Linked DNA regions of Mus musculus: all the other regions are linked to region 1. Evidence: chromatin loops called from intact Hi-C (ENCODE). Cell type or tissue: heart. All regions are shown on one strand.

Region 1 (8,000 bases):
GCTCTTCCAAAGGTCCTGAGTTCAAATCCCAGCAACCACATGGTGGTTCACAACTACCTGTAATGAGATCTGATGCCCTCTTCTGGTGCAGCTGAAGACAGCTACAGTGTACTTACATATCATAAATAAAATAAAATCTTTAAAAAAAAAAAAGTGATGGCCACATTTGGGAAGCGGGGCAGCAGGACAAGTCCAAGATTAGCTTGTGCTTCACAATGAGTACTTGGGGTGGGGAGAGTGCCAACAAGGAGCAAAACACACAGCTCAGGGGTAGAGAGCATTTGCCTCAAATGTTAAGGTCTTGTGTTCAGCCCCAACAACACATACAGAGTGTGTGTGTGTGTCAGCAAACACGCCATTTCAAAAGGGCAAATACTATTTTGGTTAATTCAAGAAGCATCAAATGGGGACAAGTGCAGTGCACTAGTAGGTAGAGGCACCTGCCACCGAGTCTGACTGCCTGCGGTCTATGCTTGGGACCAAAACAGTAGGAGAGAACCCACTCTTCAAAGTTGTCCTCTACCCTTGATGAGTACTGTGGGATGTACTCACCATACCAACATAAATCCACTCACACACGATAAATGTGCTTTAAAGAGACAGAACAGGGTTATGTGGTGAAGAGTCTATAAGTATCTACAATCTAACACTGCCCTACTGTCACTTAGTGATCTGAGACAGGACTCTGAACTTGAGGCTACCCTAACTACAAGCCAACCCAACCATAATCCCACTTCCACAGAACCCAACTCCCTCTGCTGAACTCTTCAACACACGGTACTCATACATATGAACAACACACACACAAATAATAAAATAAAGTCACCAAGAATATAAAGCCAACTTCTAAGACTATAATTGTTAAGGGCCTCAAGATGGCTCAAAAGGTAAGAGCATTTGTCACACAAGCATGAGGACCTGAGATCCATCCTTTACATTTCACTAAGCGTCAAAATACTGACTCCTCATATTCTTAGACCTCTCCTCGCATGAGCTATGGCACAAGAATGCTAAACTCACTCACTCGTGTGTGTGTGTGTGTGTGTGTGTGTGTGTGTGTGTTATTCAACAAATTTTAATCTTGGGTTTAAAAAAATACTTTCAGGTATTAGTGACTAGGATCCTCCCCACTCAGCCTTTGTTTTTTCCCACTGTTTTTGTTGCTGAGACAAGGCTTTCACATGTAGCCCAGGCTGTAAAGAAATCACAATGAGCTTCATGCCCCATTCTGTACTGCTGGGATTACAAGCAGCCAGTGTCACCACACCCGGCTAAAGGTCAGATTTGTGTGTGTGTATGTGTGTGCCTCGATTCTAGACTTGCTTCCACTAAACAAACAGCCAGGACCAGGTGAAAAAGAACCAAATTCCCAAGTCAGACCCTCTGCCTGCAAAAAGAACCTTTACTAACATCCTGCCTGCCATTCAGGCCAAGGCCCTGCTTGCTATCATCAGGTCTTCCTGCCATGGGACAACCATCTGTAATGTCCTCACACAGCACTGAAAACAGGTCCCATTTCTACCTCCACCATTTTCACACATGTATACTACTTTTCCAAAGAGAGGTCAGGAGGGAAATGCTGGTATTTTCTCTAATAAGCAGTACACCCACTCAATTATTGGCTGATTGTTGTTGGGTTCCCCCCCCTCTCCATTGTAATCACAAGGGACCGAACTGCAACAAAACCGGAAAACTCAAGTACTGTTACTCGGTTTTGAATAGAGAGGAAAAAGAAGTATATAGGCCCCAAAGAAACTCGACATCTGGGGCTAGAGCTCACTGATACAAGGCCTGCCTGGATTAAATGTCCACGGAAGGTGGGACTGTAATATTTGTCGAGGTGACTTCTGGGGAACGTTTACCTCTCATGAAGCTTAATTTTCCATACAACACTTTGAAAAGCACTTCTTTTCAAAACCTACAAAGCACTCCTCCTGCAAGTAATGTCTGTGAGCACAGGTGGGTGAGCTCCCTCCCGGACCTGGTGGCATGGCCAAATGTGTTTGCTTATTAGCCTTAGGCTTAACCTAAGATCTCTCCAAGATCTGCACCAAATCAAGACCCACAAGCATTCTGCTCACTGGTGGGCATCTGCCGGTAGTTGCCGGTTGGAGGGTTGGGGGCGTTGGGACAGGCAGAACCAACACTACCAACCGCACAGGGACCTAGGTGACTTAAGTTGGGGGGCTATCGACTTGTTAGAAAGTGCGAGCGCCGGGGCGCGCGAGTGGAACAAAAAACCTGTAGCGAGAAGGGTAACACGGAAGTGCTCACTCCCGCCCGCCCGCCCCTCCCACCGCCAAGCAGCCAAAAGCGAGGGGCTTGACAACGTGCTGGGGGGCGCAGGAGGGGAGGGAGTCCCCGGAAAGCGCTACGAATCGGCAGCAACTCCAAACCCGCCCCCTGGCCCGCCCGCCCAGCGAGGAACCTAGGTAGGCCGCGGGCGCCCGCGCCCATAGCCCCCCATCCGGGAGCCCGGGAGGAAAGGGACAGTTGAGGAGCTCGTGCGCTCCGAGGAGGCTGCAGCCCTGCGCGCGCGGCGAGCCGAGGCCCTGGGATCCGAACTGCCACCTCCGCCGCCGCCATCCTCGAAGCCTCCAGGCAAGGCCTCCAGGCCGAGCCGCTCCGGAGCTGCTCACCCGCGCCCGGGCGCTCCGAATCCAGGAACGTGAGCCCCCGGTCTCCCTTCTCCAAGAGAGCAAAGCCGCCGCGAGCGGGCCGAGTCCGTCCCCTCCCGCCTTGGCTCCACGTCTCCGGCTCGCCTGCCCGAGTCCCGACGCCCCGGGAAAAGGCTTCCAGGGTCCCCAGTCCACCCCACCCCCGGTACCGCTCCCACCCGGACCCGCGTCCCGAGCTTGACACTCCCAGCCTCCGCCACCTCCAACCGCAGCCCCAGCCCGCCTCACCTCAGTCGGCTCCCGCAGCGCTGGACACAGGAAACTCCTGGGTCCTCGACTCCGGCTCTCCTCGACCCCCCTCTTCGGTTAACTCCGCTTGTTTTCTCGACAAAATGGCGCCCGAGGTCGCGCGCTCACGTCGCGGCCTTTCCCCTCCCAGTTCCCATTTCACCATTCGCTGCCCGCTTTGGCGGAGGGATGGCCCTAGCGCCCAGCCAATGGCCGCGCGCTGACCGCAACGGCGGTCCAATCGCCGATGGGTACCCGCGGATTTAAACCAATCACACACTAATCACTCGCAGAAGTCGAGGAAGAAACCAGGCTCCTGCTAGCAACCACCAATCCAGACTCCTAGTTTGCGGGGCTCAGGCCAATTGCCGCTCATCAGCCCTGGGACTGGGTCCGAGTCTGGGCGCCTGCGCACCCGGGTGTAAGCCAATGGTTAGACGTTGGGAACTTCGATTTGGGACTCGAAGACATAAGCCTTCGAGGTGTTCGACCTATGGGGACTGGCTGGTCATTGCCTCCGGGAAACAAAAAAATACGGAAGGGAGCTCGTTAATGCATTGCCACCCTGCGCACAAACTACTCTAACTTAGAGACAGGGTGATGCTCGTCTACTTTCCTTCGTCTTTCGAAATGTCACGGTCCGAGAGGCTGTGCGGGTTCCCAGCGGAAGCATTGTCCACCCCTCGGATCTCTTTAGCAAGGAGCACCAGTCATCAGAAGGCGTCAGACGCGGGGCAAAGTTGAGGTCCTTTGCATCCTGGGTTATGTAGTCGCACGCCCCGCCTATTCCTGTCGCAAAAGTAACGTGGTCTCTTCCATCACTGTCTGCGCCCTAGAGCAGCAATGCATGCTGGAGAATGTAGTCTCCCAGATGCCCACCTAATCCTGGCTCTTTTAAAGTTTGTTTTCCATTTGTCTTTTGAAGCAGGGACGCTTTGCAGAGATATAGAAACAGAAGTTCTCCTCCTGCTCTTGGCTATTCTCAAGGATGCCAATGCCTTTTGCTTCTTGGATAAAAGGCTACGTTATCCACTGTGTCCTCCTATCTTTTAGACTTTTTGTTTGAGTTTTGAAACAAGGTCTCTTTCAGTTAACCCAACTGTAGTCCAGGCTGGCCTGAAACATACTAAGAAGCATAAATTGACCTTGAGCTCCTTGCAATCTTCCAAAATACTGAGATGATAATAGACGTAACCTCTCATACCAGTACTATTTGAACTTTAAAGAGATGTGTTAAAGACTTTTATTACTTATTTTACGTGTACAGGCGTTTGCTTGCATGTAAATCTATGCACCATGCATGTACAATGTCCTCAGAGGTCAGAAGAGGATGCCCGTCCCTCTGGAAGTGAACGGTTGTGAGCCACTGGGTGGGTCCTCTGGAAAAGCAGCCAGCTCTTGTAATCTCTGTGCCATCTTTCCAACCCCTAGATGAAAAAAAAAAAGTGTCTGAGTGCTTGCCTATATATATGTTCACCTAGAGAGTGTGGACCTGGTACCCAGGAAGGCATTGGATGCCCCGGGACTGAGATGAGAGTCTCAGCAGTAAAGTTGTAAGCTGCTCTATGAGTGCTGGAAACCCACCCCTGCACCTCTGCAAAAACAGCTCCTCTCCAGCCCCCATCTTGAACTTTTTTTATCAATGTTTTATTTGTGCAATTTAGCAATATGGGGGTTGTTTCGTTTTGTGGGTTTTGTTTTCTTTTGTTGTTAAAGAAGAAGAGAGACAAAGATGAACTGAGACTGTTCTGGAGAAGGGGGAGGGGGACATACAAGTCAACTACCCAAGATCAATTCTGTAATTCTACAACCAGTTTAGTTCAAGCTTCAATTGCCCCCAAACTGAAGGTAAGCTGAAATAAAGCTGATATAAACGGGGCCTCCTAGAGGAGATTCTTAAGCTCACTGCCCATCTCTCCTCGGAGGTTATACATCACTACTAAAATCTGACAGCCATAAAAACTGAGCCAGGATTTTCACAATGCCCTAAAGGTCAAAGTCCTTTGACTGTGTATCTAGGCTGGGTGGTTCTTGTCTTTCCTAAAATGGCTGAGAAGACCTTCATAAAGGATCTAGAAGGGTCACCTTCTAACTCAGCAATTACGAATGTTTGCTTTCAAACATCCTTAAGAACAGGATGTCCTAACGAGCAGACGAGCTCACCTGGCTGATTCTCAGCCTTCTTCCCACCCTCCCTGTCCGACTTTCACAAAATATCCCGGGGCTAAAGTAAAATACAACAGAAGAACTTGGTGTTAAAAGTAAAAAAAAAAAAAAAAAATTTCTTAAAAATTTAAAAGGTTTATTTATTTTATGTATATGGAAGTGTAGCTGTCTTCAGACACACCAGAAAAGGTGCACCCAATCCCATTACAGATGGTTGTAAGCTAACATGTGGTTGCTGGGACTTGAACTCAGGACCCCTAGAAAAGCAGTCAGTGCTCTTAACTGCTGACAGTTGATGGCTCCTGGCGTATATAGAGAGTTTTATAAGTTCACTGTGCTCCAGTGAATGCCCCCTCATCCGTGAGTACGCAGGCAGATCAAATTGGTCTCAAAAAAAAAAAAAAAGAAAGAAAAAAGCAGGCAGACAGAGTGTCTCATACCTCATGACCTGAGCTCAGCACTCACATTTAAGACATTTAAGCAGAAGCAGTCAGATCTCTGTGAGTTCAACCAGCCTGGTTCCAGGACATCCAGAGCTACATAGTGAGACCCTATCTCAAAGGTGGTAGAGGGGAGAGACAGACAGACAGAGGGGACAACAATGACACACACAGGCTAACATCTGGGCAGGGGCCTAAGAGGTGGGATAAATATGATAAAAATACATTAAATACATGTATGGTATTCTCAAAGAAGTAACTGCAATATTGTGTTGGTTTTTTTTTTTTTAAGCCCTCTGAAACAACCAGAAACCCACTTCCTACCTGGACTATATCACTAGCTTCCTGAGTTACGCTGGGTGAGTTACTTCCCCTCCCCAGAGGGGAGTCAGCACAGAGCCTCTAGTGCTAGTCAAGTGCCCTGGCCCATTTATTTGTTCTTTTGTTTGCTTCTTGCATAGCTCTGCTGTGTTGCCTGGGTGGAACTCAAATTCTCAGCTCTACCTCAGCTTCTCAAGTGCCCGGAATCTAGGCACAGAGATAGAGGGTATACTTGCTAGCCAAGATCTGTAGCACTGAGTTCCAACACGGCCCTGTCTTTGTTTTTAATCAGCCAACTTGTTCTAAAAATACTATGTAATCTCATCCACACTTTATGTCCCAGTGAGGTAGGGGCTGAGTTAGTCACTGTTTTTTCTGGATCATAAAACTGAGGCTTGTAGTAGAGCTCTTGTTTTGTATGCCAGCAATAACAAGCTAAATTTAATTTTGGTTTGCCAGGTTGTTTGTTTGTTTGTTTGTTGAGCTGAGGACTGAATCCATTGCCTTGCTTCTTAGTCCTATGCTCTACCACCGAGCAAAATCCCCGAACTCTTTCATGTTTTAAAGACTTAATTTTATGATTGTGAGTGTTGTGCCTGTGTGTTTGGATATGTACCATTGCATGCCTGGTGCTCAAAGAGCCAGAAGAGAGCTCTTGTGGGTACCAGAAGAAGGTGTCAGGTACCTCAACCCAGAACTGGAGTTACTCTGTGTGGGTGCTTGTTACCCAGGTCTCTTGGGAGCAGCAAGTGCTCTTACCTGCTGAGCACTGGGTCCTGGTTGTTTGTTTGTTTGTTTGTTTGTTTGTTTGTTTAAATACAGTCTAATGTAGTCCAGGGCGGCCTTACTTTTTAACAGAGGCTGGCCGTGAACTCCTGATATCCCTTTCTCATGTGCCAGCAATAAATGGAAAGGTAAAGAAGTTAACCTCCTGGCCAAAATCCAATTCTGATCAATGACAAAGAATTAAAGCACAAGTTTTGTGTGGCTCGCTTTTAAAACCCCAGGGGCTGTGGAAGGAACACATGATTCCTCCGAGTAAAGATGCCCAATAGTCCCCATTAACCTGAAACTCCAAGAGACTTTGGAAACTGGGGACAGCATTACCATTGGCTAAGGGAGCTGCCACATTGGGGAAGGTGGCAAAGAAATGAACCACAACCAGAAAAAGCTGCCCCTGAACTCTAGGCTCCAGCTGGGAGAGGAGCGGCCTAACTTTAGGGTAGGGGCATCTGGAAGCTGAGCATTTGGAGGGCTGCCTTCTTTGTGAGCAGTCAAGCAAGGGGGGGAATGGACAAGGTGTGTGGGCTGTCACAGTGACCTGGGAGAAAGCTGTTTCTGTGGTATGAGGGGCCAACAGACAGAGCTAAGTGAGTCTTGGAAAGGGGAAGATAGCAAGAGCTGGAAGAAAGAGGAGTTCCAGAGAGATCCACACGTGTTTAAATGTGCTTAGCTTTTAGAAAAAAATTATCTGTAGACTAGGGATTGACGTGAGTCCTGGGTTCAGTTCCTCTCATCCATCTGTAGGTGCTGGGAGGGGCTCAGCCTTAGAGAGCTGGAGGAACAATGCATTCCTCCTTGTTCTTTGATCATCCTGGGCCCTCCTCCTCTTGACATTTCTTTCCTGGTGTGGAATGCTTTTGGGAGATTACCCACTTTGAGCACCCCATATCCCAGCTGATAACCACTGTAAGAATGAAAGGCTGTGACACACCACCCTGTCAACTGGACACAGCCTAGATCAGATTGGCCTGTAGACATGTCTGTGGGAGGTTTTCTTCATTGTTGATGGAGGGCCCATGTCACTGTGTGGCATCATTCCTGGTGCAGGTGGTCCTGGCCTATGTAAGAAAACCTAACCATGAGCTTGTGGTCCAACTACCTAGCAGCATCCCCCATGGTTCCTGCTACAGTTCTTTGGCTGTGAGTTCCTTGCTTAAAGGAAATGCTACATGGAAGAGCAAGCTATCATCAGTTTCCTGCTTGAATTCTTACCTTGAGTGCCCTCAATAATGACTGTGACTTAAAGTATCAGCTAGATACATCTTTTCCTCAGTTGCTTTTGGGTCCAAGCATTTTATCACAGCAACATAAAGAAAACTAGAACACACCACAATGTCACCCACACACCACAGTGTCACCCTCGCTCCCCAGAAAGACTTGCCTT
Region 2 (8,000 bases), 80 kb after region 1:
GGATAGGGAACTGAGAATGTTTTTGGCGAAGCCCCCAGAAAGAAAACCCAAGTCCTTGAAGGAAAGTTGTGTGTGTGGGGAGTGGGGGCTTCCGGGAGGAGGGGCCCTATGAGCTGAATGCTAAGGAGGAGAGGGGTAGGAGGAAAACTGCCTGTAACACAGGCTTAGGAATGAAGGCGGGGGTGGGGGTGGGGGGGTGGGAGCTGCACGCTGCACGCTGCTGCAGTAGAAACCCGGAGGTACGGAAATCAGGCTCCGGGTGACTTAGGAGAAATGTCCAAGTTCTTTCATCTGTCTAGCTTCTGCCAAACGCTCCAGCAGGGCGCAGTGAATTATTCACTAGGATTTCCTAGCCAGCCATGTCCCGTGAAAAGTGCAGCCAGTTAGTACTCCTAGGCAGCCTCACTCACGAGTGATACTAGTGGCAGGCTCCGCCCAACCTGGTGGGGCTCTCAAAGGAACCTGTGCTTGGTGAGCTGCTAATTCTGCTTTTTAAGAGCAGATCCCCCCCACCCCCGGCTTGGGATTTCCCAGGGTTTTACTTCTTTTCAGTGGTGTCTTTTAATAGCTTGTCCTGGCCAAACTGCTGGGATTCAAGTAGCTTACCCACTTATGAACTGGGTGAGTAGAGGCAAGAGAAAGGGACTCCAATCTCAGGAATCCTCATCTGTTAGATGTGGCTTAACAGTAACGGTATCTATCTCAGAGGGTCGGCATTAATAAAAACACAGTCAGAGGCGCCAGGCACAGTGTTTCTGATGGGCACTGGCATTAGTCTTGAAGTCATTTACTACAGTTTCACTTGTCACCATTCAGCCCCTGCGATAGAGCCCTGCAAGACCAATATGTGGAGCCTTCAAACAGCATGTGGCCATAGGAACTTATGGCCAAATGCATCTCTTTCTGGCTTTAAAATTATTATTATTTTACATTCTCAGGTGACGTGACCTTTTCCCATTCTTAGCTCGAGGCAAGGAATGAAAAATTATTCCTTAGCCATGTAGTGTTAGAGCACACCTTTAATCCCAGTTACACAGGAGGCAGAGATAGGCAGATCTCTGTGAGGCCAGCCTGGTCTACAAAGCGAGTTCCAGGACAGCCAGTGCTTGGTTACACAGAGAAACCCTGGTTTCAAAACCAAAACCAAAACCAAACCAATCAACCAAACTAACAACAAAAAAGTCTTCCCTTTCCTCCTGTTAGCAGTTATTGTAAGCTGTGAGGGAGAAAAACATACTTTGAAACAACTCAAATAGGTTTTGGTTGTTTCTCATCCCCAGACAGAAGCCATGCAGCCACCTGCCTGTCCACATCACTGTCATTAAGCATGGAGTGAAATGAATACTTTGACTGTCAAGGGCATTCAAACGTCCAGAGAAGGCGACTTTCATGTTTAAAAAAAGGCCCTTAAACAATGATAGAGCTGCCTCTCGAAAGGGCAGGAGTTATCATTCCTGTTTAACTGTGTGAACAACACATATATAAAATATGTAGCAGATAAATTCTCTAGAAGCCTCAGCCATGAATATTCTTGCATAATTCGTAAAACAAACAAACAAAAAACCCAAAATGCCCCAAACAATTTCCAAATTCATGTCAAGCATGCTAAGCAAAGGGACAGTAATCCTTTGATCAGCTATGACTGATCAAATGTCAGGTTCTCTATGTCCCTCATTATCCCACGCCTTAAAACTGTGAAGATTATAGACCTGGGAGAGCTCTGCTATTTGTAAAGACATAGCATTAGTTGAAAACCAGAGTGCTCCGGGGGTAAACTGATAACCCATGGCCTACAAAATGATTCGTACAATGCCCTTTGGACAGAGACTTGCAGGGCCACAAACATTGAGCAACGGTGACCACTCAACCAAAAGATGCTAGGTACAAAGTATTCAGATAAGCATTACAAAGGCCTCATATTCCCAGAGGTTTAAGCAGCTTTTGAAACGTTTTCTTATTTACAGTCCCACTCTAGCACAGGCTGGCCTGGAACTTTTTTTTTTTTTTTTGTAGCTTAGGAGAATGGACTTTAACTCAAAGCAATTCCCCTGTCTCATGCCCCTAAATTTTTGGTTTCCAGGACCATGTGTAGATTTTGATCTAAAAATGAAAAAAAAAAATGCTGTATTTGTTTATAAAATGAGGGCTTGAAATAAAAATATACAAAGTGAAAGGCATTTCACGGGCCAGGCCTGTATCTCTGGCACAGTGCTTGCCTGGTATGCACTGAGGCCCTGGGTTCTATCCCTGGGGGAAGGGAGAAGGAAGCTGTAGTAACATTAGAAAGCTACAGGTAAAATGACTGCAGCTGTGTCCCAGGCAGGCCTGGTGTACATAGTAAGTTTCAGACTAGCCAGGGCTACGTAACCCCGACACAGAAGCAAGCAAGCGTTTAGATACAACTCAGAACTAAGTTGCCAAGGTCTCTGCTATCCCTTACCTTAAATTCTAACTGGGAAATGACAGAAAAGAAACAGCAGTCAGGCTCTCAGACTGAAATCACTAAGCAGTCACATCCAAGGGGAAACCGGGCCAAGCAGTTTAAGTGAAGGTCAGGTATTTCGGGTATATAGATATACATTACAAACAGGGATATTTCAAGGTTAAAATAACGGGAAAACTGATTTTCCTCCTACCCATACAAGTACCTCATTTTTGTTCTCCAAATTGCAGCATAAATAACTCTCCCCCGTTTCTCCTCCCCTTCAGGTGGGTAGGCGTAAAAGGGCACCCATTGGCATGGAGCCAAAAAAACGGGCTCTGGGAAGGACAGACTGTTCTACTACCTTGAAGATGCTTGAACACATTCAAAGGGAAGAAGGCAAGCATAAAAAGTTACGTAGGCTTCGCTCCCAGTTAGTATGTGCCCCGGGGAGGTGTCTGCCGTACTCCAGGAGACTGTCTCAAATCTGCTCTTCTGAGGCCCAAGGAAGAATCAGGAGTTACTAGTTCCCGTTTAGGCCTGGCACTTTCAGTACACCTTAGTTTAAGATGACTCATTTGTCTTTTTTTAAAAAAGGAAGTCAGTCCTCTTGTCTTGCTCACAGCTGCATCACCAGCAACTGGTCCAGTGCCTGGCTCGGAGAAACTGGGTTACGAAATATTTTAAGGAGCAAAGAGCCGACTGAAATGCAGGGAAAGATTGATGGCTTCCAGTCAACAGAATCTCCCAAGGGTTTAAAACAAAGAAAGTACATTACACTTCAACCCTTTTCCATCCAAAGGCCAGGCTGGTCTGTCAGGGGATAGGGGATCATCAGGCACTACTGTGGTGACACTGAAGGATGCACTACGCCAAGGTCATGGATGCACACCGGATCTGGACGCCCCCAGAACCTCCTTGCATGTGGTCACATTTCCCCCCGTCACGCACGCTGCTTCTACACAGCACTGGCAGATTTAACCCTCTGGACCCCGACAGCTGGACCTGTTGTCCCGCAGGGCAGCTGGTCAAGGACATGCGCGCCCCCCTGCACCACAGCCAATCAGCGACAGGCAGCTCCGGCACCATAGCCAATCGGCTAGAGGATGGCCCAGCGCCACCGCCCACGTGCTCACCCCTTGCCCCGCACCCCACTGTGCTGAGTCCACATCTGGGACCCCCCATCACCCGCTAGAATGGGATTCTGGGTGCAGTCGAGAACCACAATTCCCACCTCGGGGGCTACGCTGGCCCTCTGTCCGGAGATACAGGGGAGGGATGAGGGGTCCTGGGGTCACCCCGGGGCGCAGACACTGGACTCTAAGACTCGGGACAGTCAACCCTTGGGGACACACGAGGTGCGCACGTGTGTCCGATCGCGGGGTGGGGTGCAGGTTTCACAGGGTCCACAGTTCGGCTGGGCAGGGGCAGGCCCGCGGTGCCGCTGCATCTCTGTATCCCTCGGCTCACCTGGCTCTGGCAGAGGCTGCAGCAGCTAGGCCTGGGTGAAAGGCAGCAGCCATCCCGGAGAGGATGCGGCTGGAGTGCAGGAGGGCCATGGTGGGCGGTAAGACGGCAGTGGATGGTGGTAGAGCCGAGATCTGGGGAAGCGTCCGCTGGAACCGAGGCGCGGGCTCCTAAAAGGTGAGGACAGTGACTTCCCTGGGCGTGGCTAGAGCGGCCCTGCGCCTGGAGCGAATCATGTCGCAGCGGCCCCTTGCGGTCGGGGGTAGAACGACGACGCCTCCACGGAGGTCATGGAAACTCGCAAGGGCACTGCTAATCGCTGCCTATAAATCCTGTGAAGCTTGTATGTGAGGATGCGCAGTCCACAGTGCTCAGCGCTCTGCTTCCAGTTAATCATCCGCTACGCTAGAGGCAGCTGCCTAGCGTGCCAGTTTGAAAGAAGGAAAAAAATGTAAACTGACCCGAGGAAGTATTTTTTTTTTTTCCTAATGCTCCAGTGTGGTTTTCCTTTCAACCCACTAGTTTCCCCAAGTGCAAGTCTCTCAAGGTTCAGAATGCTTTCATGTCCCTGTTAGAGGACAACAGGCATATTTTGTGGGGCAGTTGTGAGTATTAACTTGTGAGATTAGCAGATTATGCCCTAAAAAAAAAAAAAAAAAAAAAAAAAAAAAAAAAAAAAAAGCCTGATTAGTCAATACAAAATTACCCAGGACCAACGACAAACTTTTGCACATCAAGTCTTCATAATTATGTTTGGAAGAAATGAATAAGCTTTTAAAGGCTGGGAGAATGAATTTGAGACAAGTCCACAAGTTGACCGAATTCACTCTGAACATGGGCCATTATTTCCCAGGGATGCCTTGCAGAAATCTGTATAGATTGCCAGTCTAATTTCTCCGGCCACTTCAGTTGTCTGTGTGATTGTTATCAAATCTGGGGGCCACAGCATGTGCTGCAAACCAGGCCCAGGTCACTGGTCCTCAAACAAAGTAAAATAGTGAAAAGCAGAAAAAGATTTACTTGCTGGGTGGTGGTGGTGCATGCCTTTAATCCCAGCACTTGGGAGGCAGAGGTAGGTGGATTTCAGAGTTCGAGGCCAGCCTGGTCTACACAGAGAAACCCTGTCTCGAAATTTTTTTTTTTTTTTTTTACTCAATGTGGCCACACTAGGAAGTTGGACAGAAAGATCCAGTTTTCCTTCGGGGTTCAAATGAGAGATTCCAACGTAAACAGATTCCCAGTCAGCTTGTGTTCCTGCCTGCCATTAACCCATCCTATAAGGTGATGGATCTGATAAGTTGCTAGAACTGTATAGACTCTCTGGGAGAAAGGTTGCCTCTCTGGCTGGGGCCTTTTCTTATTTCAGTATGAGATTCCTAGAGATATTGCCATTTCTTTGGGTTCCATTGTTTCAGTAGTCAAATTGATAGACACAGTGCCTCTTTAGGATATCTTCATTTCTTCCAGGGCTGTTGCATGAAGTCCAGATCCCTACATGGAATCACATTCTGGTCTACCCTAACTTACTGTCTTCTGGCACATGTGTCTCCCTGACCTTGGGCTAGATTAAAAAAAAATAGATATTTATTTAATGTTGTATGAGCATCCTGTTGCTGACACACCAGAAGAGGGCATCAGATCCAATTACAGATGGTTGTGAGCCACCATGTGGTTGCTGGGAATTGAACTCATGACCTCTGGAAGAGCAGACAGTGCTCTTAACCACTGAGCCATCTCTCCAGCTTTTAGGCTAGATTCTTTTTTCTTCTTCTTCTTCTTCTTTTTTTTTTTGGTTTTTCAAGACAGGGTTTCTCTGTAGAGCCCTGGCTGTCCTGGAACTCACTTTGTAGACCAGACTGGCCTCAAACTCAGAAATCTGCCTGCCTCTGCCTCCCAAATGCTGGGATTAAAGGCATGTGCTACCACCACCCAGCAAGTAAATCTTGGGCTAGATTCCTATTGGCAATGACTTTGGATTCCTGCACTATTGTATGTGTTGTGGTTTGAATATGCTTGGACCAGGAAAAGGCACTATTAGGAGATGTGGCCTTGTTGAAGGAAGTGTGTCACTGTGGGGTGGGCTTTGAGACCCTCCTCCTAGCTGCCTGTAGAACAGTCTCTTCCTCTGCCTTCAGAACAGGATGTAGAACTCTCAGCTCCTCCAGCACCGTGTCTACCTGGATGCTGCTATGCTCCCACCATGATAATGGACTGAACCTCAGAACCTGTAAGCCAGGCCCAGGATTGTTTCTTGCAGCTGATTTGCCTTTCCTGTCACTTATTGCATAGCCTAAGGATTCCTGGGTGTTACTCCACCCTATTGAGCAGATTTCTTGCAGATCAACATAAAGATGAGCTTTCATGAGTTAATGCTGCTTAGATGTATTAGTGATTTCACAGAATTCCTGACTTGATTAAAGTAATTTTAGGAAGAAAGTTGTAAGATGGTTTTAGTTGTTTTGTTAGAAAGATGTAATAAAGTTAGAATCGAGAATAGAATGTGCCCACTCATAAGTAAAGGCTGCATACTAAGAAATACAGTGAGCTTTCATACACTAAAAAGAGATGTAGGCTTGGGACAAATCCGTGTTCAAGGAAAAATATTCTGCGCCAAGGATGAAGCCACAGGTGTGTGCTGTGATGAGGCAAGGCCATGTAAAAACTGTTGCTTTGAACTTATAATGAGCTTACAGTATGAAGCTGCTTTGAGCTTGTTGTAGATACTTGTCACACCACCTCCAGTAGGATCTGTGCAACAAGTTCCACAAACTGAGGCGACTGAGGCGACTGAGGCCTCCTGGAACTGGTTGTGGAACTCTTCACTGGAGAAAAAAATATTGAGCCATAGTTTTCATGGCAATCTGTTTTGTTTTCTCTTAATTCCTTTTCTTACATGTTCCTGGTAGCCTAGGCCAAGATCTTAAGTGAGAATAATGGGTAAGAAACCATCCCTTGAGATGGAGTCACTAATATGACCTTATCCCCGGGGAAACCAATGGTTTACTTTTTAAATCATTTACAGAACTATTTTTTATTAGGTATTTTCTTCATTTACGTTTCCAATGCTATCCCAAAAGTCCCCCATACCCTCCCCCCCACTCCCCAATTTACAGAACTATTATGATAGGTAAAAACTTTCCCAACAATAAAATTTCATATGGTTACATGTGTGTCATTGGAGGTGGGTTTTGGTATATGGTAAAGAAAGCCTTAATTAGAATTAAAATAGTTCAAATTTATGTGTTGAAGATTTATAAAAAAAAAATCACACATTAGATGTTAAATAATAATTGACCATAAGGGGCTGAAGAGTTAGGTCAGCAGTTAAGAGCACTGACCATAAAGATTTATTAACCTGCTCTTGGAAATAAACCACAAGCCTTGGGCGACAGCCCCCACTGAATATATCCTTTTAGAATTGTTATATTTTGGTGATTTATATTAATAATGATGTTACCTGTTTTGTTTGTGATTCACTGAGTACATAGTTTCAGAGTTATAATGCTTGGATGATTTTTGTGCTTTACTGAGCCAAATGATTTTTATTGGTGTTTGTGATTTTTTTTTTTTTGCTAGATACAGTTTCTGAGAGTTGTAATGTTTGCTTTTTTTTTTAATGTATAAAATCCCCTGCTTGAGAGCTGCAAAATACGCTCAGATTCAAACTGCCTCTGTGTTTGTTTCTGTTTGTCATGGCTGAATCCTTGCCCACCTAGCTTCGAGGACCCTCATTTCAGGGATCCCCATACCTGCTGGGGTGGTCTGTGGCAAATACTTTTCTATAACTCCCCTTTTATATAACATTTTATCTGTGAGGTAATTATTTTTTACATAGAGAATTTTTTTGGGGGGTCTAAAAAGCTATAAAAAGACTGCTAGCAATAAAGAAAGGTAGTGCAGCTGTTTTCCACTTCACCCCGAGTGTGTGTGTGTGTGTGAGTGAGTGTGTGTGAGTGTGTGGGTGAGTGTGTGTGTGTGTGTGGTCTGTGTAAGTGACTTCTTTCTTTTCTTTCTGGTTCAAAAAGTTAACAAGCTCTGAACCTCTCACCTGGGAGACTACTGGTTGACGACTCCAGAGAAAGGAGCTCTAGCAATAAATCCTTTTCTCTAA
Region 3 (8,000 bases), 180 kb before region 1:
AGGAGCTGAGAGTTCTACATCTTCATCTTCATCTGAAGGCTGCTAGTGGAAGACTGATTTCCAGGCAGCTAGGGTGAGGGTCTTAAAGCCCGCACCCACAGTGACACACCTACTTCAACAGGGCCACACCTCCAAATGGTGCCATTCCCTAGGCCAAGCATAGTCAAACCATGACAAGAACTAATGGACGCTTTGGACTAGGTTTGTGAAGATGTTTAACCTGCAGCTTGAAGCCCACAGGTAGCCATGATGATAGCTATAACGTGGCCCCTGCCAACCTCACAAACTTATTTAAAGCTTTAGGAGATTCTTTGCCATTATTTTTGAGGTTCAAACTGGAAGTTCTTGGGTGTCGATGATGTAGCTAATCATGTCGTTTTGATGAGAGTGATCAGATACTAGAACTTCTGTGAAGGCAAGGGCAACTTCTGTGAATGGGCAAGTGACTGGGAATGGGGGAGGGGGCAGGGCAAGGAAACCCTGCCAGACTCTAAGGGTGGAGCCCAGAGCATTTCTCCTTCTTTCCTGACCCACAGATCCTCCACACTCCCTAGGTTTGGATTTTTGTCACCTGTATTACAACTTCCCACTCAAGGAATTTAGAAAGCTCTAGCATTCAAAGGAGCCAGCTGAGCTGGCTGTGGTAATGAGCATCTCTAATCCCAGCACTCTGAAGCCTGAGGCAGGATGATGAGTTCTTCAGTTTTGGATACCTAAAAAGAAACCTGTCTCAGTAATAATAATAATAATAATAATAATAATAATAATAATAATAATAATAATAATAATGATGATGATGATGATGATGATGATGAGGATGAGGATGATAAAGTAGAAACAAAACACAAATAAAAAGCAGATTTAGGGCCAGGGATGTGGTTCAGTGGTAGAGTTCTTGCCCAGCATGCATAAAATCCTGAGTTCAATCCTCATCATGGGACACACACACACACACACACACACACACACCACACACACACACACACACTCACACACCACACACACACATACACACACACACCACACACACACACACATCACACACACACACACTCACACAAACACACACACCACACACACACACGTGCACACACACATACACACACACACCACACACACACACACACACACACACACACACACACACACACACACACACACACCACACACACACACACACACACACACACCACACACACACACACACACACACACACACACACACACACACACACACACACCACACACACACACACACACACACACACACACACACACACACACTTACCAGGATTGCTTGTGATGTTGCATATCTAAAGGCTGTGGCTTCTAAACTTAGGCCATGACAGATAATGCAGCTCCTGTCTGTTCACTGTCATCTTAAGTATTGCTTCCCTAAGATTCTGCAATTCTAAAATGATTCCACAGGAAACACTAGTCTATTTTCAGCGATCCAGCAGACACATGTCAGAAGGCAGCTCTGAAATTCAGTGTCACTAATACAGTGAGTACCACGCGGGTATTATAAGTAGATGGAAAGTCTTCTCAGCACAGCTCTAGTCTATCGATTAGTTGGCTTAAAAGCATTCTTGGCTCTTCGGATGTAAGCCATAGAGAGATACATACTCAATAAGCCATGTGCCACTCTGCCAAAGGATTGGCTGTTTTTAGTATCATAAACTCAAACTGTCACTCATTTCACTTGTTCTAGTTTATTTACTTGTTTAATAGCACTTATTTATTCATCTATTTATTTACTCAATATATACAAGTACACTGTCGCTGTCTACAGACACACCAGAAGAGGGCATCAGATCCCATTACAGATGGTTGTGATCCACCATGCGGTTGCTGGGATTTGAACTCAGGACCTTCAGAAGAGCAGTCAGTGCTTTTAACTGCTGAGCCACCTCTCCAGCCTCTTGTTTCATAGCTTAAGAAGAGGAAAGGCTAAATGGGGGAACAGTACACAAGTAGTCAAGAGCTTCAGCAGCAGCCAAGAAGTTAAAAACCAAGAGCATCCGATTTCATCTGGATCCCTTTAGTATTAACATGGTGTTTTATTTAGAGCCAATATTCTGATCCCTGCACAAAAGTGATACCTTTTTTTTTATCATGTTAACTCATTAAGTCTTTTTATTATTTCTACCCAAAAGTAGCTTACTGTCCTCAGCAGCAAATGACCCATATTGCTCTTAGTTACCTGAATTAATATTTCTACCCTAAACTCTATTATTGTCATATCTCCCTCTCAGCAGAAAAGTATACATTATCACTATCAGTTATGTTTACTTAATTTTTCAGTGTTATATTGTTTGCATGCAGTATGCATGTGTGTATGTGTGTAGACATGTGCGTGTGCGTGTGTGCACATGTATCCCATGCAGAGGGGGTTCCTTTAGGTGACAGGGAACCCAACCACAAAAAGAGAAAAGAATGAAAACCCAGTGCAGATTGACCTCCATCAACCTGGACCAGACCTCGGGGAGTCTGATGCAGACAGTTCATTGCCAGCATATTTTAAATAGTACAGTTTGGGAAAAGCTTCCAGTCAGTCCAATTCCTGGTGCACAATAAAGGTTAAGGTGTGACCACATAGAAACTCCTTTACAAAGTACATGTGACCACGAGGGTGGGGTTCATATCTGATAGGCCTAGAATCTAGTGTGGTCTCTGACCAAGACATCATAGAGGTCAGCAGGTCATAATGTACATGTGACATCTTCTGTCAGGATGGGTAATGGTCTAGGAGGGCAGAGTCTGGGATAATCATCCTGGGGAATTTGGGGGAGGTCTGCCTCTATAGCAAAAGGGGTGAGGTCTGCCTCCACAGACCGCAAAAAGGTCACCAGGTCATTAACAAGATCCACTCTCAGCTTTCTGGATGGAATGCAGGCATTTGATCTTTATCTCTTCCATTTGATCTCTTATCCTACAAAATATCAGCACTTAGCCCAGTGTGCCTCAAATGGCCTTACAACACATTAACATATGGTTGGGCAAAGTCATCTAACACAAGGCCTAATTTATAACAAAACATGAAACATCTCGTGGTATTTATTGAACACTGTATTGAGAATTACAGCATGGTTATATGAATAAGCTTTTGTTAACACTGTAAAGTAAAAGATTGTGAGTCGAACCATTGTGAATTGGGTAGCAGCAGTATATAAGAACTGGGTACATGCAGAAAATTGCCAGTAGTTACAGGACATGCCTAGCTCACACCCTGGGTCTGCTTCTGACCCGCTCTTGTCAACAAGCACATTAGTCATAATTGTTTTAGAGATAAGGCCTTGCCCTATAACCTGGTCTTGTTTCGACCCTGAGATCCTGTTGCCTTGGCTTCCCCAGTCCAGGGATTCTAGGCATGTGCCAGCATGCTTGACATTATTGCAACTTTTTAAAGTAGCTGTCTGGAATAAAATGTCTTAAACTGACTAGAGCAATGGTTGTTAAAAGAAGAGGAATAAAAAGTAAAGAAAGTGGTGTAAATACTTCAAGCATTCATGTGATACAAGTGTTTTTGGCAAGAAAAAGCAAGTGACTATTGCTTAGCATATGTAAAGTTCTAGTCCATATTTAGAAGGCTATTGCTTAAATGTAGTGAATTATGTAAATACATTAACAAATTATTTCATTCAAAACTAAAAAGGAATACAAAAGATGAAAGGCATGCTCGCCCCCTTTCCTGTGTTGCTCACAAACCACTACCTCAGGAATGCCCTCCTACAGTAGGTAAATTCGGTAGCAAATCTCGCAACAATCTGCCTCAACCTGTATTCATGTATGTACCGCCAAATCTAGGACCAAGCAACCAAGCAACCGTGGTCTTTCCTTTGTTCTCAGGTACTCTACCTGTGATCGCATTTGATATAGGAGCTCCCGCTTGCAGAGTGGCTGTGAAAAGACTAGGAAACTGGTCTAGTTTCCTCTTTCAGGAACCCAAACTGATCACCACACGAGGACTTTGCCAGTTGACAGTAGAGCAAGGCCCTGAACTTCAGATCTTCCAGCCATATATAAATCTACCACTCCATCTAGACTCCCACCCCACCTGAACCTACACCCGGCCAAAATACTACAAATAATTTGTAACTTAGCACACAGTTAAACATTTGGACTAGTGCTTGCGTTTTAGTTTCTTCTGTTGTTTTCAAAGACAATAATTAACCTACCAGTGAAAATGCAATAAAAGCGGGATTAATGAGGGCTGGAATACATAGTGTAAAATGATATTACTTGAATCCCCAAAGATGTTTTTAAATTCTATGTGTGTATTTAAAGGCTGCATGAACACAGTTCCGTTAGTACAGACACATGCTGTCCCTTCAATGATGTTCAAGCTTCATATACCTTCCCCAGCCTAGTCTACAAGCTGCAGGAGGACTTCCGGCCGACTCATCCAGGGCTTCCGCATTGGGCGGGGACACTGGACCCAATCTGTGACCTTATTGATTGCTTTTGCCTGAGCGGCCGCAGGCTCGCCGAAATCGACTGCTCGGGTCTGGCGAGTGCGGCGCGGGAAAGCGAGTTTGAAGCCGGCCCTAGTTCGCTGAGGTGGCGCGCCCTCCTCATCCCTGACTGTGCTGCGAGCTGCCATGTCCGAGGCGTATTTCCCAGTGGAGTCGGGCGCTCTGGGGCCGGAGGAGAACTTCCTGTCTTTGGACGACATCCTGATGTCGCAGGAGAAGCTGCCGGTGCGGGTCGAGACGCCCATGCCGCGCCTGGGAGCCTTCTTCCTGGAGCGGGGCGCGGGCTCCGAGCCGGACCATCCGCTCCCTCAGGTGAGGCGAGCCCGGCCGGGGCAGAGGTTTCCAAGATCTGGAGGCGGTGGGAGTCCTCGGGGGTCCCGGGAAGCTGCACAGCACTCGGAGGACTCTCCCGCCACCGATCTTAGTCTTCAAACTTTCCAAAGTCATTGGCTTTGGCTCCAGCCCATCATCTCAGGGTCTCTTGGTTCTATTCATGGTTTCCATAAAACTTATTTGAAGTTTCGAAGTCTGGGAACTGCAGATTGTCATGCGCACTCGGCACAATTATGACAGTGTCTGCAGCCTGTTTCCGAGGACCGACTGTCCATCAGGGGATGGGAGTCTGTGATGGGGGGATAAATTGTCATCTTCTCGCTTAGGCAATTCTACAAAGAGTGAGTACCTCAGCCAGGGTTCCACAGTAAGTCCGTGCTGGCTTAACCAAGGCAGTCCTCGGTAAAAGGTTGCTCATAACAATTTTCAGTGTCGCACTGAAAAATGGCAACTGCAGCTTCCCGTATTAAGCCTTTTGCCCTCCCATAAACCTAACAAAAGCTGGGTTAACAAAGCCAGGGTCCTCCAGTAAATGGTGAACTGGGATTCGAACCTTGGACTCTATGGCTTCAAGTACGAGTTTGTCCCAAGAGCGTAACTTGCAATGGTTACTTTCATTTCCCGTTAGGTCCTTTAAGTTTTGTTTGGAAGGGTATCAATTTTGTCTCTGTCTATTTCTAGGTACTTTTTCTCAAAGTAAAACACCACATTTTTACTTTTTCAACAACAGAAAGGCTCATTTTTGCTCCCTGGGCTGCTTCTCAACCTCACAGTCCTTTGTAAGTCGACTCTTCAGAGTCGACCGCCATGTTTTTGAAGAATATTCCAGGACTGGGGGTGAATCCTGGAGCGTTTCACATGCCAGGCAAGCATGCTACCACAGAGTTCTACCCCAAATGTCAACTTATTGGCTCCCCATTGTCATAGAGAAAGATTTAGGAGTCTTTTGTTTTTGTTTTTTTAATGTTTTTGAGACAGAGTTTCTCTGTGTAGCCTTGGCTGACATAAACTGGCTCTGTATACCAAGCTGGCCTCAGACTCAGCAATCCTTTTGCCTCTGCCTCCCTGATGCTGGGATTAAAGGTGTGTGTCACCACTGTATGGCTAGGATTTAGTTGAGCTCTTACACTCTACTGAACAAGATATCCTGCCGAGTTTGGGTCTTTTTTTCTTTTTCTTTTTTCCTTTTCTTTTTCTTTCTTTTTTCTTTTTTTGGTTTTTCGAGACAGGGTTTCTCTGTATAGTCCTGGCTGTCCTGGAACTCACTTTGTAGACCAGGTTGGCCTTGAACTCAGAAATCCGCCTGCCTCTGCCTCCCTCTGCCTCTGCTGGGATTAAAGGTGTGCGCCACCACGCCCGGCTGGGTCTTATTTTCTTAATTTACCTAATATTCTAGTCTAGCATCTTTAAAAAAAAAAGAATTAAAGAATAATTTTTAGCTATTATATTTCTCTGGGTTCTTCTTAGCTATCGTCAGGCTTTTTTGTTGTGGTTGTATCTAATGACAGTTTTCTGGCTATGATAACAGATAAGGTTTGCTTGATATTTTACTCATGATCAAACTGGTTTATTGGTTTGGGAGAGATCACAGGGGTCAGGTTCCATTTTTACTGCATCACACCAACTTAGTGTTGTCGACTCTGTGGTAGATTCTGATCACCAGGCTGAGGTAGTGTTTGTTATGTTTGCCATACTCCTTGGAAGTTATTATATATAGCCACTCTGAAGGAGCAGGCTGTCTTGCTCCAGTTTGAGAGATAGTGTCTACACAAAGTATTTGGAATTCCTCTGCAGCACAGAATTAGGTTTGAAGATTTTTTTTATGACATCTAATTTCACTCATCGATATAAGACTTCATACTTTGTTTCTTATGTTGATTTTGATATGTGCCTTGAACTCTGTTCTCCTGCCACATTATATGCCCCTGCACCTGCCTTAGTCTTTCTTTATAGGCAGAGTGAGCTGGGCCGTGTGCTCCAGTTGTGTAATACCGGCTACTTTAGAGGCTGAGGCAGGGAACTGTAAGTTCCACCATCACCTGTTTCCTAAGTTGTCTTATTGTTTAGTTCTGCAATTTTCCATTTGCTATTTTTAGTTTACATTAAAGTCAGTGCCTAATTACTCTGCTACTTAGTTTTAAGTACCTGGCTTCCTACCTTCTAATACCTTGGCCACTCAAGTCCTGGCCTCCTGGCAACCTTGGGCTGTTTATTTCCAGCCCTGGGATGTTTGTGGACTGCTCTACCTCTCTACCCCTAAAAGTTGCCCCTCCCTCTACAATAGTTCTCCCTTTGAGATGAAAAATTTCCATGGCTTCCTTTAATCCAGTTGTTTTTGTATATGAAAATATTTATTCTAATTGGATGTATCAGTGTGTGTCTGTATAGATGTATGTACATCGGTGCAGATGCCTATAGAGGCCAGAGGAGTCACATCCCCCTGGAGCTGTAGTTAGAGGCAACTGTGAGCTGCCCGATGTGGATGCTAGAAATTGAACTCTCCATCTCTGTAAGAGCAGGATGTGCTGAGCCATCTTCCATGTCCCCTTTTGTACCTTTTTATAGATTTTATAGATTTCTGATCCATCATGCCATCTCATCTTGTCATGTTGTGCATTTCTTTTAAGGCTTTGAGAACATAGACATTGACCCTTTCTGCCATCTCCAAAGCCATGAGGTGGGTGGGGAAAGAGACCACTACCTGACTTCAGACTAATTTCATTTTATTCTATTCTACTAGCATCCAGACTGGTACTTAGTGCTTAGTAGACACCCAGCAAGAGCTTATCTACCATAGATGGAAAATATTCAAGGAAAGTAAAAAAATTATTGATACTCATTTACTTTAGAGAACTCATGTTTTAGCTGATTGTTGTTATGATTTATTTTCTGTCTTTATTAGATCATAACGTAAATCCTCGGCCCAGGCTGAACTCATGGAACTTGAGAGTAAGATAGTGATGGTAGAGGCTGGGAAAGTGGGGCAGGAACTTGGTTAGCAGGTATTACCTTGTAGTGAGAGTTAAGGAGTTCTGGTGTGCTGCTGAGTAACAGACCACTTAAGAAAAAGTAAATTGGGGCTGGTGAGATGGCTCAGCGGGTAAGAGCACCCGACTGCTCTTCCGAAGGTCAGGAGTTCAAATCCCAGCAACCACATGGTGGCTCACAACCATCCGTAACGAGATCTGACTC

The links. A loop is a pair of places that touch in the nucleus more often than their neighbours do. Peaks named below come from ENCODE experiments on the same cell type or tissue, not always from the same donor. Only the 100,000 strongest peaks of a DNase experiment are listed, where the experiment ranks them.
Region 2: it touches region 1 in a loop (1.9-fold over the local background); 3 of 42 quality-filtered maps call a loop at or near these places.
Region 3: a loop joins it to region 1, with 2.1 times the contacts of the local background. A loop is called at or near these places in 2 of 42 quality-filtered maps.

Annotation. Positions count from the first base shown.
Region 1 is chr8:95,804,427-95,812,426 of GRCm38, forward strand. It overlaps Cnot1 (CCR4-NOT transcription complex, subunit 1), which reads right to left and starts at 3,019. Exons shown (of 49, transcript NM_001372353.1): 1 at 2,907-3,019. It overlaps 4930513N10Rik (RIKEN cDNA 4930513N10 gene), which reads left to right and starts at 2,404. Exons shown (of 4, transcript NR_015574.3): 1 at 2,404-4,754; 2 at 5,805-5,871. In heart, no CTCF peak of the experiment used is centred here; DNase peaks (open chromatin) are centred at 3,155, 3,635 and 5,995; H3K4me3 peaks cover 3,096 bases; H3K27ac peaks cover 5,147 bases.
Region 2 is chr8:95,884,325-95,892,324 of GRCm38, forward strand. It overlaps Got2 (glutamatic-oxaloacetic transaminase 2, mitochondrial), which reads right to left and starts at 4,077. Exons shown (of 10, transcript NM_010325.3): 1 at 3,893-4,077. The coding sequence starts at 3,981. In heart, a CTCF peak has its summit at 4,139; DNase peaks (open chromatin) are centred at 2,767, 3,537 and 4,087; H3K4me3 peaks cover 2,386 bases; H3K27ac peaks cover 2,324 bases.
Region 3 is chr8:95,628,997-95,636,996 of GRCm38, forward strand. Gins3 (GINS complex subunit 3 (Psf3 homolog)) reads left to right here and starts at 4,563. Exons shown (of 3, transcript NM_030198.3): 1 at 4,563-4,787. The coding sequence starts at 4,602. In heart, no CTCF peak of the experiment used is centred here; a DNase peak (open chromatin) is centred at 4,505; H3K4me3 peaks cover 1,834 bases; H3K27ac peaks cover 1,290 bases; H3K27me3 peaks cover 681 bases.